3 separate regions of the Homo sapiens genome follow, and all the other regions are linked to region 2. Evidence: chromatin contacts called from ENCODE Hi-C or POLR2A ChIA-PET data. All regions are on one chromosome and are shown on one strand. The core of a region is the stretch at or near the end of the contact, and the rest is flanking DNA. Distances in the headings are between cores, read along the strand shown.

What was found. Hi-C counts contacts between places; a loop is a spot of excess contacts on that map. ChIA-PET counts read pairs that join two places held with the same protein, here RNA polymerase II (POLR2A). Pooled maps may share reads with other maps.
Region 1: a loop to region 2 is called in a map of CD8-positive, alpha-beta T cell, with 4 times the contacts of the local background. The contact joins two enhancer-like sites. A Hi-C loop is called at or near these places in 1 of 168 maps with a recorded cell type or tissue (CD8-positive, alpha-beta T cell), 2 of 37 single-sample maps with no recorded cell type and 9 of 50 pooled maps. POLR2A ChIA-PET finds 5 or more read pairs at or near these places in 1 of 52 experiments (PC-9).
Region 3: a loop to region 2 is called in a map of GM12878, with 6 times the contacts of the local background. The contact joins two enhancer-like sites. A Hi-C loop is called at or near these places in 1 of 168 maps with a recorded cell type or tissue (GM12878) and 3 of 50 pooled maps. POLR2A ChIA-PET finds 5 or more read pairs at or near these places in 2 of 52 experiments (Panc1 and activated T-cell).

The regions. Positions count from the first base shown.
Region 1 is chr18:3,152,924-3,157,047 of GRCh38, forward strand. It overlaps MYOM1 (myomesin 1), which reads right to left. Exons shown (of 38, transcript NM_003803.4): 11 at 2,024-2,165. Among named protein-coding and RNA genes, the nearest start is that of MYOM1, 65 kb to the right of the region's middle. RefSeq lists an enhancer at 221-310. Within about 2 kb of position 2,733, at least 6 of the 41 ENCODE cell types and tissues checked have a DNase peak (open chromatin) inside an H3K27ac peak, as active enhancers do.
Region 2 is chr18:3,663,401-3,667,395 of GRCh38, forward strand. The region is part of intron 7 of DLGAP1 (DLG associated protein 1); the gene reads right to left. Among named protein-coding and RNA genes, the nearest start is that of DLGAP1-AS6, 12 kb to the left of the region's middle. RefSeq lists a silencer at 2,369-2,663. Within about 2 kb of position 2,576, at least 32 of the 41 ENCODE cell types and tissues checked have a DNase peak (open chromatin) inside an H3K27ac peak, as active enhancers do.
Region 3 is chr18:3,176,135-3,180,192 of GRCh38, forward strand. The region is part of intron 5 of MYOM1 (myomesin 1); the gene reads right to left. Among named protein-coding and RNA genes, the nearest start is that of MYOM1, 42 kb to the right of the region's middle. RefSeq lists enhancers at 1,666-1,785, 1,806-2,195. Within about 2 kb of position 1,962, at least 14 of the 41 ENCODE cell types and tissues checked have a DNase peak (open chromatin) inside an H3K27ac peak, as active enhancers do.

The DNA.
Region 1 (4,124 bases), core at 1,483-3,982, 510 kb before region 2:
CTTATGTAAAGTGCTGTCAAATGTGGCTTCAATCCCTGCCTTCCATCATTTCCCCTAATCCTCCTTGGTAGAAATTCTGGAGCTGCTAGGGGTTTGGGGAGGTGGGGCTGTGGCAGAAGCTGATAGGGCCAGGACAATTCTTCAATCTACACCTGTCTCCAGAGATTCTGCCAGGACTCAGCCTCTTCTCTGTGCAGATACTGCTATGGTGACCCAGTGACACTAGAGCATCCTTCCTAACCTCATGTGGGCAGAAAGAAAGGTGGAACTCACTGCTCCTGACACTTTCCGCAGCACGTTGGAGCAGAAAGAACACAAACCTACAGCCAGGCTCACATCTGAATTCTAGTTCTGCTACTTATTACCCGCGTGATCTTAGGTGAGTTAGTGCTTCCTCACTGATATGTGGTCTCGGGCCTCATTTCCTACTTGAAATAATAGCAACGACCTTAAAGGGCGGTTATGGGTTAGTGGTTAATATATGCGAAGTGTTTAGAACAGTGCCATGCACACAGTAAATGCTTAATAAATAATAGCCACAAGGTGGGTATTTTCACTATGACTAAGGCCAGAGGAGAACAAAATGTACTTATTGTCCCTGGCCTTTCACTGGTCAAAGTTTAAAAATCCCCTGGAAATGTGCCAAAGACAATAAAGCACAAAAAAGAATATATCTAAACCTTCACAATTCATCACTACTAAATGATGAAATGTTGTGGAAGCATTAGTTCACATGGATGGTTAAATAGTATATAATTTATTAGAAATATTTCTTACAAATAGTTCTGAGCACAATTGCATGTATTTATGTACTGCGAAGTTCAACACACCCTTGGTGCAAACCCATTGTGCTAATATGACACAGATTATCCATCTCTAGTGATTTCTACAATGAGATTTCATTACTCAAAAATGAAAAGAGAATTGGAACAACGATCTGAATAGAAACCAAGTCAGAGAACAATGTTATTTAGGCCAAATCTAAATTTGCTGTCTGTATCGTCCAAACTCATGTCATAATTAATGTGTAAAGCCCAGTTACTATAAATATCAGAGCCTCTAAGTTTTGGAGAATATAGACAAGAACTTATAGATAGTGAATAATTTGCTTCTATTGATTTTTTGTTGTTACTTCTTTGTATAACTTGAAAACACATCCTGAGGTAGAAATAAGACTTTGGTAGTATTACCAAAGTAAATATTCTTAAATTATTGACATATTAGGAATATGGACATTATGCTGAATTCCAATGATTTCATTTCCAAGGTGGCCTCTATGAGGTCTACAAATTCATAGCATTCTTGCCAAATTAGTGACATAAGCTGGTAGCCAAATTTAAAAAAATTCATCTTTGGAATTTAGGTAAATATTTAATTCATTTTTGGAACTTTTACCTAAATTCCAAAAAAGAATTTTTTGAATTTGACTACCAGCTCATGTTACTAATTTGGCAAGAATGCTATGAATTCGTAGACCTAATAGAGACCTAACAGAGGCCATCTTGGAAATGAAATATATATATATGTATATATATCTACCTACCTATTTACCTAAGTTCCAAAGATGAATTTTGTGACACTATGATATGAGCTGTCACATTTGTCTGCTGGGGAGTGACCCACTCCATCTGCAGGTACTAACTGCTGTAAAAGCACTCAATTAGAAATCAGCGTTTCTAAGTACCTACTCAATACACACACACACACACACACACACACACACACACATTTATAATGGGTATATATACCCATTTTATATATATATGTAGGTACCATTATATGTATGTGTATATATGTATGTATGTATATGTTTGTGTAGATATATACATACAGAGAGAAAGAGAGAGCGAGAGACTGAGACAGAGACAAATAGAGAAAAAGAAAGATGAAGAGAGATACAGAAATAGAAAGAGGAGGAGAGGAAAGCCAGAAAAGAAAATATTTCCACTAGAAATGATGGGAGAAATCAAGCACGCATCTCTATGACCAAATAACTGTAATTGATGTTAGCCTAAGCACTAACTTATCAATAAAATATCCGAGAATAGGACTCCCTCCATCGACAGCTGGCTGTTTCCAGGAGATGATGATATAATCTTTGTTGGCCTCCAAGCACTTCACATCCAAGGGAGCAGCTGGGGCTCCTTCAATCTCTGCATCAGCATCTGTGGAGACAGAGAAGGATCCCATTAACCCTCTCAGACATGCTGTCAGTCGGCAGGCAGGTCTCAGCGCACACGCTTCTTACCACATCATCACAGTGGCTCAATCTTTGGCCCCAACGCAGCAAGCATCAAATCTTGCTATTTTTTTTTTGAGACGGAGTCTCGCTCTGTCACCCAGGCTGGAGGGCAGAGGTGGGATCTCAGCTCACTGCAAGCTCCACCTCCCGGGTTCACGCCATTCTCCTGCCTCAGCCTCCTGAGTAGCTGGGACTACAGGCACCCGCCACCACGCCCAGCTAATTTCTTTTTGTATTTTTGGTAGAGATGGGGTTTCACCGTGTTAGCCAGGATGGTCTTGATCTCCTGACCTTGTGATCCGCCCGCCTCGGCCTCCCAAAGTGCTGGGATTACAGGCGTGAGCCATCACACCCGGCCAAATCTTGCTATTTGTTGACCAACATAACAATGTGTGTTTTTCACCTTCAGCAGGAAGAACATTGTGTCAGAAAATAGAAAGTGCTCTGAAAAGAACCCATGACCTTTGCCTCATGGTCCCTGTGGCCCAAAATGTTCCAAAAGAAAATTAATATAGAGATGCTGAAGATTGCATTCAGACAAGTCAGTTGTGCCAGAAAGTCTGTTCTCATGACATTGATTGTGCAACGTTGCTAAGAAAAACTAAGAAAGGCTCCCAAGGGAGACAAATACCCCTTCTGGAGGCATCCACAAGAAAATACGAGTCATAGAGCTTTGCCAGTCCCTAGGCAAGACACTACCATTTTGAAAGAGAAAACATTCGTTTTAATCAAATGATTGTTACCAAACTGAACACTTAGGAAAAGAACTCCAATGCAATACTCACATCTGAGCTCAGTTTATCTGAGTTTAGTAAAAGTCCGGGATAATACAGGAAACACTACAATCCCTTTTTATGAAATGGGATCCCCTGACCACACGGCCCCTCAGGCACAGCTGAATTAGTGAATCAGGGCTGTTTATAGGAGGGAGAGAAGGGGGAATGAAAATATTCAGTTAGTAACCTTTTAAGTGAGAATAATTAAGACAAGAGGCAGGGTCCCTGGGGGTGGAGGCCCACATTTGCCAATTCCTCCTGGCATTTGACCAACGCTTTCATAAACGGAGTTAGTAGAAGAGGCTGAGACATGCAGGAGCCACTCACTCAAGGGAAAGCACCCATGTCGACCAAACAAACACTTTCTTTCCCTATGATCTACATTCTGTAACTCTTATGAGTTACAAGGACATTTGATAACATAGCAGAAATATCTGTCTACTTCTGCATTTAATAGATTTGCATTATCTGTGAAGAGCTCAAGCCACTTGGGTTTTGAACATTCTGTTTCTTGTTCTGTGAACCAGCAGGAAAGCATCTAGGCAAATATCTCCTGCAGAAGTGCTATAGGAGAATGTAACTAACTCATTGTGCCTAAAACTTAATGCAGAATCTCTGCGTGCCACTCAGTGGGAAATGAGCATTTTGATGAGGAGACACTTCTTTCTTTTTTTTTTTTTTTGAGACAGAGTCTTGCTCTGTCACCCAGGCTGGAGGGCAGAGGTGGGATCTCAGCTCACTGCAAGCTCCACCTCCCGGGTTCACGCCATTCTCCTGCCTCAAGCCTCCTGAGTAGCTGGGACTACAGGCGTGCACCACCTATGCCCGGCTAATTTTTTTTGTATTTTTAGTAGAGATGGGGATTCACCGTATTAGCCAGGATGGTCTCGAACTCCTGACCTTGTGATCCGCCCGCCTCGGCCTCCCAAAGTGCTGGGATTACAGGCGTGAGCCACCGCGCCCGGCGAGACACTTCTTTCCTTCCAGGCTTTCAGAGCACTGGATGGCGGAGAGTGGGGCTGCTGATGGCAAAGGCAGAGCAGAGCTGCAGAGGAGGTGGGGATGCTGAGGCTGACATGCTTGGGCTGCAAAAGAGGCACTGCTAG
Region 2 (3,995 bases), core at 1,326-3,825:
CTAACGATGACCACAGATTATTTGAAACTCTTCCTATTGAGAAGTGGCATCTTCGTTATTCCCTTTGGTCTGAGTGGGCTTGTGGACTGCTTTGGCCGTCACCAAGAATATGAAGGAAAAGATGCTCTGCCAGTATCTGGGCTCAGACCTTAAGACCTTAAGATTTCCTATCTCTTGTATAGGAACTGTCTCTGGAAGCCCTGAACTGACATGTAAGGAGTCTTGAAGCCGCAAGGCTGGAGGTGCCAATTACAGGTGCTCTAGTCAACAGTTACCATATTGCTACTGATCAGGAGCCCACACTCCCAGCCATTGAAATGAAGGTGCCAGGCATGTGAATAATGCTGTCTTGGACTCTCAAGACCAGCCCAACTGTGATGGTTAGTTTGTGTGTCAACTTGACTGGGCCATGAGGTGCCCAGAGATTTGAACAAACATTATTTCGAGTGTGTGTGAAGGTGTTTCTGGATGAGATTAACATTTGGATCAGTTCATTGAGTACAGCAGACTTCCCTTCCTAAGGTGGGTGGGTCTTGTCCAATGAGTTGAAGTCCTGAATAGAACAAAAAGACAAAGTAAGAGAGAATTCTCTGTCTCTGCTGGGACATCAGTCTTCTCTTCCCTTTGGACTTCGACTTGAACTGGAACTTACACAATTGTTCTCCATGTTCTCAGGTCTTTGGACCCAGATTGGAACTATACCATTGGCTCTCCTGGGTTTCAAGCTTGCTTGCTGACTGCAGATCTTGGGACTTCTCAGCCTCCATAATTATGGGTCAGTATACACACACACACACACACACACACACACACACACCCACACACACACACACACACGGATATACTACTTCTCTGGAGAACTCTGACTAATACACCAACTTCTAGCTGAATGTGGAACAGAAGAATTGCCCAGCTGAACCCTGCCTAAATTCCTGATTCAAAATCATAAGGTATAATATAATGATTGTTTTTCAGCTGCTCCACATTGGGGTAATAAGGTATGTAGCAACAGATGACAGACATAGTCAGCTGTGCATACATTTTCTGACTACACATGTGCCCTGTCCCTTAGCTCTTGGTACTCCAGCCACATCACCCTTTCAGTTCTACTAATATTGAATGCAGAATTAGCACGTGCCATCCCTCACCCTTCTTGATCCTTTGACTCTTAGCTAATGAGGATTTTCTCAGGGAAGTTCTCCCTGAGCCTCTAGATTAGTCCCTTTGTTACAATAGATCCTCCCACAAGAACTGTCTCTTTCTTTCAGCGCAGTTATCTCTGTGATTATTTGATTGACGCTAGTCTCTACCCCTAGATGGTAAACTCCATGAGAACAAAGGGTAAGACTGCTTTTGATCACCAGTGAATTCCCCGAGTTCAGCACCATGTCTGGACATAGTAAGTGCAGAATAAATATTTGTTAAGAAGGTGAATGAAATATTTGAAGCAGCTGATAAAGACTCCCTTCTCACCATAGCTTTTAATAACCATGTCAATATTCTTTTCTTTGCACCTTGTGAAAATCTGGGTTCTCAGCCATTGTAACTGGGAAAGACTGTGACTTAATATGAGGCCACTGGTCCTACTATGCTATTGTCTGTGACGGCAGCTAAGCACAACTGAAGTTGCTGGAGTTCCTTTTTGTAACCGCTGGGGAAGAGGAAGCACAAGAGAGCCTCTGGGTGTGTGGGCGCAGGAATGCATAGAGAAAAAAGTAATTAGTGCCTGTTCACATTTATGTCTTTAGTTGGAAATTAGGGAGCTCTCCTAAAAGTCTAAAGAAAATCGTGGATGCTCAAACTGTTTAAAATGTTTCTAAATTTAAGTTTAGAAACAATTTGTTACTAGATCAGGAGCTCTTCCCCCTCCCCCCAACCCCTTCCTCTAAAAATGGAAGAAATAATTGCTGCTTCCTTAGTGCTGTTAGGAAAATTCTGTACCTTCCATAACCATTGCTCTCAGTATTATTTTCTTAATACCTAATCTGAATTCCTACTGTTTTAAAATGCATTCCCCTACTTAGCTCTACGGATATGGAAAATACATGCTCCGCTGGGAATAGTCTTTCTTAAAATATATCTGCTCTGCTTAAAGATTAGTTTATCATTTTTGCCACATATAAAATAAGCTCAGGTCTCTACAAGTGCCCTTGTAATTTCCATTTCATAAATTTAAAAAATATTTTGTTTTACCTCGTTATATTTCTAATAGTGACCTCCAAATGGGTCTGTGTACGATATTTCATTAAATGGGTTTAGTAGGCTTCCAAAGGGAGAAAAGAGGATTTCCATTTCTGCATAATATTCTTGCTCTTTTAAGAAGAAAACACCTCTACAGTGGCAGGGCTAATATGTCGACAGGCATATTCCGTATCATTTATGTAAGTTAACACATTCTGAGGCTCTGCCCATTTCCACTTCTCTGATTTGTCCTCCCTCCCTGAGTGCACAATACTGCATTTGTCCCTTTTGAACATGTAACAGATTAAAGAGCTGGGCAGGAGGCAGATGTAGGGGCACCTTTGATCTCTCATCCTTGGAGGTTAAGGGAGGGCAGACACCTGGCGGCTGCCGAGCTGGAAACAAAACACAGGCCCAGACTGGAATTACCTTAAAGGGAGCCCGGCTCCAACCGCAGAGGCAGCTGGAAGCGCTGAATGGGCACCGGGGGAAGAGAGCCCCGCGGTCAGGCAGAGGACGCAACAGAGTCCTAACAATGTGATCCAGGCTACCCGAGAGCTGGTTAGAATAATCCTTCCTACGCAGAAAGACCCAGGAAACCTTCCAGGAAAGACTAGGCAGCCGCATTGAGAAAAAACGAAAAGTAAATCTTTTGCAAATAATATCACAAAACTTCCAGCTGTGCACAAATACTGAAGGGCAATTTTGATGACAATGCAGGAAGCTTTCAAAGAAAGGATTTTTAAACATATTTTTTCCTTGGCGGAACTCTTTTTAGTAAGGATTTCCACCTTTGCCCCAGGATCCTGCCAATGTTCTTAGTCAAAGCCAGACCCGAGTTTCCTAGGATTCTTCGGTGAAACTGCATTGCCCCCTGGCGTTTGTGTGCTGTCATTACGCCGCACAGATAAAGCCCATGGAACACCTACCAATCCGAGGAAGGATGCAGCTCCTGGTTTCATCTACATGGAGAAACCTCTCTTAAAACACAGGATCAGAGAATGCAGTTCTAAATGGCAAATCTAGACTTGGTTTGACAAGACATGGAATGAAACTTTGAAATTAAAACTCCTTCCTTTTCCATCCTTAGCAGAATCTCCTGAGATGTTCAAGTAGCTCTGGAAAGAAACTGATCAGATTCTAATCTGTCAATTTAAAAAGTTTTTTTTTAAACAATTTTTAAATTTGTTTTAGAGATAGGGTCTTGCTGTGTCATTCAAGCTGCAGTGCAGTGGTGCAATCATAGCTCACTGCAATCTTGAACTCCTAGGCTCAAGGGAGCCTCCTGCCTCAGCCTCCGTAGTAGCTGCAACTACAGGCGCCCACCACTACACCCTGCTAATTTTCTTATTTTTAAATTTTTTTGTTTTGTTTTAGAGATGAGGTCTCACTGTGTTGTCCAGGCTGGTACTCCTGACCTCAAGTGATCCTCCTGCTTTGGCTTCCCAAAGCTCTGGGATTACAGGCCTGAGCCACTGTGCCCGGTTGCTAATTTGTCAATTTTTTTTTTTTTGGGAGTCAGGGTCTCACTCTGTTGCCCAGGCTGGAGTGCAGTGGTGCATCTCAGCTCACTGCAACCTCCACCTCCCAGACTCAAGCGATTCTCTTGCCTCAGCCTTCTGAGTAGCTGAGATTACAGACATGCGCCACCACCACCCAGCTTATTTTTGTACTTTTAGTAGAGGCGGGGTTTTACCATGTTGGCCAGGCTGGTCTCAAACTCCTGACCTCGAACGATCCACCTGCCTCGGCCTCACAGTCAACAAATATTGACTGTGCTGCTTACCATCCATGTGAACTTGGAAAACCCTCTT
Region 3 (4,058 bases), core at 712-3,211, 490 kb before region 2:
CTATAACAGAATGGAAACAAAATGAAGTAAGTTGAAGTGTAAACAACTTCATGATTAAACACACACACAATTCTTGTTCTTGCAGGAACATCTGTAAACAGGGCACTGAGGGTAGCAGCAGCATCGATTAAATAAATGTAAATCATATTGGCTTACGTGAAGTGCACCAGCAATACATCACACTTCTTGATGAAGTGCTTTCCCCTCCTCTATAAACTTACATGAAAAATGTTGACGATTCACAGCAATATGGCTGAATATCATGTAACATAGTTACCGAAAAAAGCCAGTTACAAAACAGTGCACAGCAGAATGATTGCTTTTATATAGAATACAAAAACAAAAAACTAATTAATGCTACTAGAAATCAGTAGTGTGTTGGGACGCAAGAAGGAGGCTTCTTGGGTGTCAATAATGTTTATTGATTTGGGTGTCAGTTACATGGGTGTGTGCAATCTACAAAAATTCACTAAAGCAATTCATTTGTAAAAGTGTGCAGTCTTTGGGAAGCCGAGGCGGGCAAATCACTTGAGGTCAGGAGTTTGAGACCAGCCTGGCCAACGTGGTGAAATACCATCTCTACTAGTAATACTAAAAATTAGCCAGGCATGGTAGCACACACCTGTAATCCCAGCTACTCAGGAGGCTCAGGCACAAGAATTGTTTGAACCCAGGAGGCGGAGGTTGCAGTGAGCTGAGATTGTGCCACTGCACTCCAGCCTGGGCGACGGAGTGAGACTCCATCTCGAAAAAAAAAAATTTGCAGTATATAATATGCACACTTTTTGTGTGCATGTTATATTATAATTTAAAAGGTTTTAGGCCAGGCATGGTGGCTTATGCATGTAATTCCTGTAATCCCAGCACTTTGGGAGGCTGAAGTGGAAGAATCACTTGAGGCCAGGAGTTTGTGACCAGCCTGGGCAATAAGCAAGACCCTGAATCTACAAAAACTACAAAAAATTAGCTGAGTGTAAACCTGTAGTCCCAACTACTTTGGAGGCTGCAGTGGGAGAATAGCTTGAGCCTGAGAGGCTGAGGCTGCAGTGAGCTATGATCGCACCACTGCACTCCAGCCTGGGCAACAGAGTGAGACCGTGTCTTAAAATAAATAAAACAAACAAACAAATAAGCTTTTTAAAAATAAATAAAACAAATAAATACATAAATAAGCTTTTTAAAAAGTTGACCACTATTGATGTAACAGAGAGGAAGGCTTTCTGTTGGGGGTTTTATTGCTGGCTATCTGTGTAGGATGAGAGCAAAACATTCTTCCTGCTAACATTCTTGCATGTTGTTAGAAGCAATATCATTATTATTATTATTATTATTATTATTATTATTATTATTATTTGAGACAGAGTTTCACTCTTGTTGCCCAGGCTGGAGTGCAATGGCATCATCTTGGCTCACTGCAAACTCCACCTCCCGGGTTCAAGTGATTCTCCTGCCTCAGCCTCCCCAGTAGCTGGGATTACAGGCACCGGCCACTACGCCTGGCTAGTTTTTTGTATTTTTAGTACAGATGGGGTTTCACCATGTTGGTCAGGCTGATCTCGAACCCCTGACCTCAGGTCATCCACCTGCCTTGACCTCCCAAAGTGCTGGGATTACAGGTGTGAGCCACTATGCTCGGCCTGCAATATCATTGTATTGAACGATCATTATATTTAAGTGTTTTATTCAATGTCATAAACAAACATGGCTCTTGCCTTGGAAGAATTTATAATATAAATCATGAAAGGAAACTTCTGACAAGTAAGAGCTGAAAGCCTCCCTTTTTCTGACTGTTCCATATCTGGTTAAGCCTCACAGCCCTCGGAGAGTGGACTACGCAGGCGGGCCTCTCCCTGGGACCCTGTCTTCTGGGTCTGTACGTGGCGCCTGGATTCTTCACCACTTCCTCATGTTCTCAGTAGCCAGTGGCTATGGTGCTGGACCAGGCTTTTCTACTTAAACCATTTTCTGCCCAAAAGAGGAACTGGGTTTCACTTGTTTCCCTTTCAGACAGCCCACTTCGCACGCACAGATGACGTCAATAACCCTGATTAACATAGCTGACACAGAGAATTGACTATGAGCCAGGCAATGCTCTAAGCGCTTTATGCATACATTGGTAAGTTCAGTTCTCACAACCACCGTATGAGATAGTGCTGTTTTTAACCTCATTTTCCAGATGAAGAAACCAAGGCATGGGGGTTTCAGGAACTTGCCCAGTCACACAGCCAGGAACAGCAGAGGAGGGATTTGAACCGGCAGCCTGGCTGCTGACCCACATGATGCTTCCATTTTCCAATTGTTCTGTCTGCATTTCATTTCTTCAGACTTGTGGACACGATCATAAGGAGGTTTGGGAGTAGGGAACATGATGGAAAGGGAGAGGAAGGAAGAATACTGGCTTCAGTCAGCTCCTTCCTTTCCCCAGCTCTCTCTCTCACATACACATACACCCCTCCGTCCCTAAAGCACGTTATTCATTTTCTACACTTAAAACAAACAAACACTCTCCTCCATATAACAGAACCCGAACTCATCCTTCAAGATTCAGATCAAATGCAACTTCTTCAATAAACTCTTCCCTAAAATATGACACAGTATGAATCGTTCCTGCCTCTCTGCATCAGGGTTCCTTGCTTCAAGTTACTAAATATAACATTTATCAAAATTATGGTTGGATATGTGTCTCTTCTATTATGTTGCCAAACCTTTGAGGTTGGGATTGTGTCTGATCCACATTTACTTTTTTTTTTTGAGACAGTGTCTCGCTCTGTCTCCCATGCTGGAGTGCAATGGTGTGATTATAGCTCCCTGCAACCTCCACCTCCCAGGCTCGAGCAATCTTCCCACCTCAGACTACCAAGTAGCTGGGACTACAAGTGTGCACCACCACACTCAGCTAATTTTTTCTATTTTTTGTAGAGACAGGCTCTTGCTATGTTGCCTATGCTGGTCTTAAACTCCTGGGCTCAAGCAATCCTCCCACCTCGGCCTCCCAAAATGCTAGGATTACAGCCATGAGCCACTGTGCCTGGCCTGATCCACATTTACTTCTATTCCTACTCCTGAGGAAGAATGAGTCATGGGCAAACAGCAGGCGCTCAGAATTGGTTAAATTTGGTTGAACAGAATTAGCACGTAATGCAATAGATTAATTGTAGCTTCATAATTTTTTGTCTGAGAGAACAGAGTTCTGACAAGCATATATGTCATGATATGGATGATTTTATTTTAAATAAATAGCGATGAGGTCTCACTATGTTGCTCAAGTTGGTCTCAAATTCCTGGGCTCAAGCGATCCCCCTGCCTCAGCCTCCCAAAGTTGGATGATTTTAAATAAATGCACACGAAGAAAGTAAGTTGACAGTCTCAGTTCCCTCAGATGTGAAATGGAGAGGGTGGGACTGGCTTAAGAATCGCAGCTGTGTGGCAGGTGCAGCAACATAACCTTCTCCAAACACAGAAGACCCTGCAAGTTGATGCAGTGCTATTTCCTGCCAGCAGCTTCAGACAGCTGTCTCAACATGGCTCGAGCAGACAGGACTATCTGATCAGAGATGGCCTGGAAAAAGAAATCCACTGGCCACTTCTAATCTCCCGCATTCCCCGTTTAGATGAAGTACAGGGTAGAACATGTTAATTGGCATGCTCTTCTTCTATAATTGGTTTAGGTAATTTCACACTGGACTCAAGCTCACTCTGGCTCTGCTCTTTCTTGTGCTGGAGGGTTTTCAGTGGTTCCTCTTTGCCTAAGAAAAGCGCTGTGATACCAACGGCTGTGACATGTGCTGTTTGACCAAATGACTCAGTGACACTCAATTCGGCTTCGGATCAAAAGTATTGCTCATATCTCTATAAAATTTTCATTACAAAGTATTCTGCAGGTCAGCAGTGGCAGTTCATGCCTGTAATCCCAGAACTTTGGGAGGCTGAAGCAGGAGGATCGTTTGAGGCCAGGAGTTCGAGACCAGCTGGGTAACATGGCAAGACTCCATGACTGTAAAAAATGAATTTTTAAAAATAAAATAAAAAACTATTTTGCAGCTCCCATAGTTGCTTCA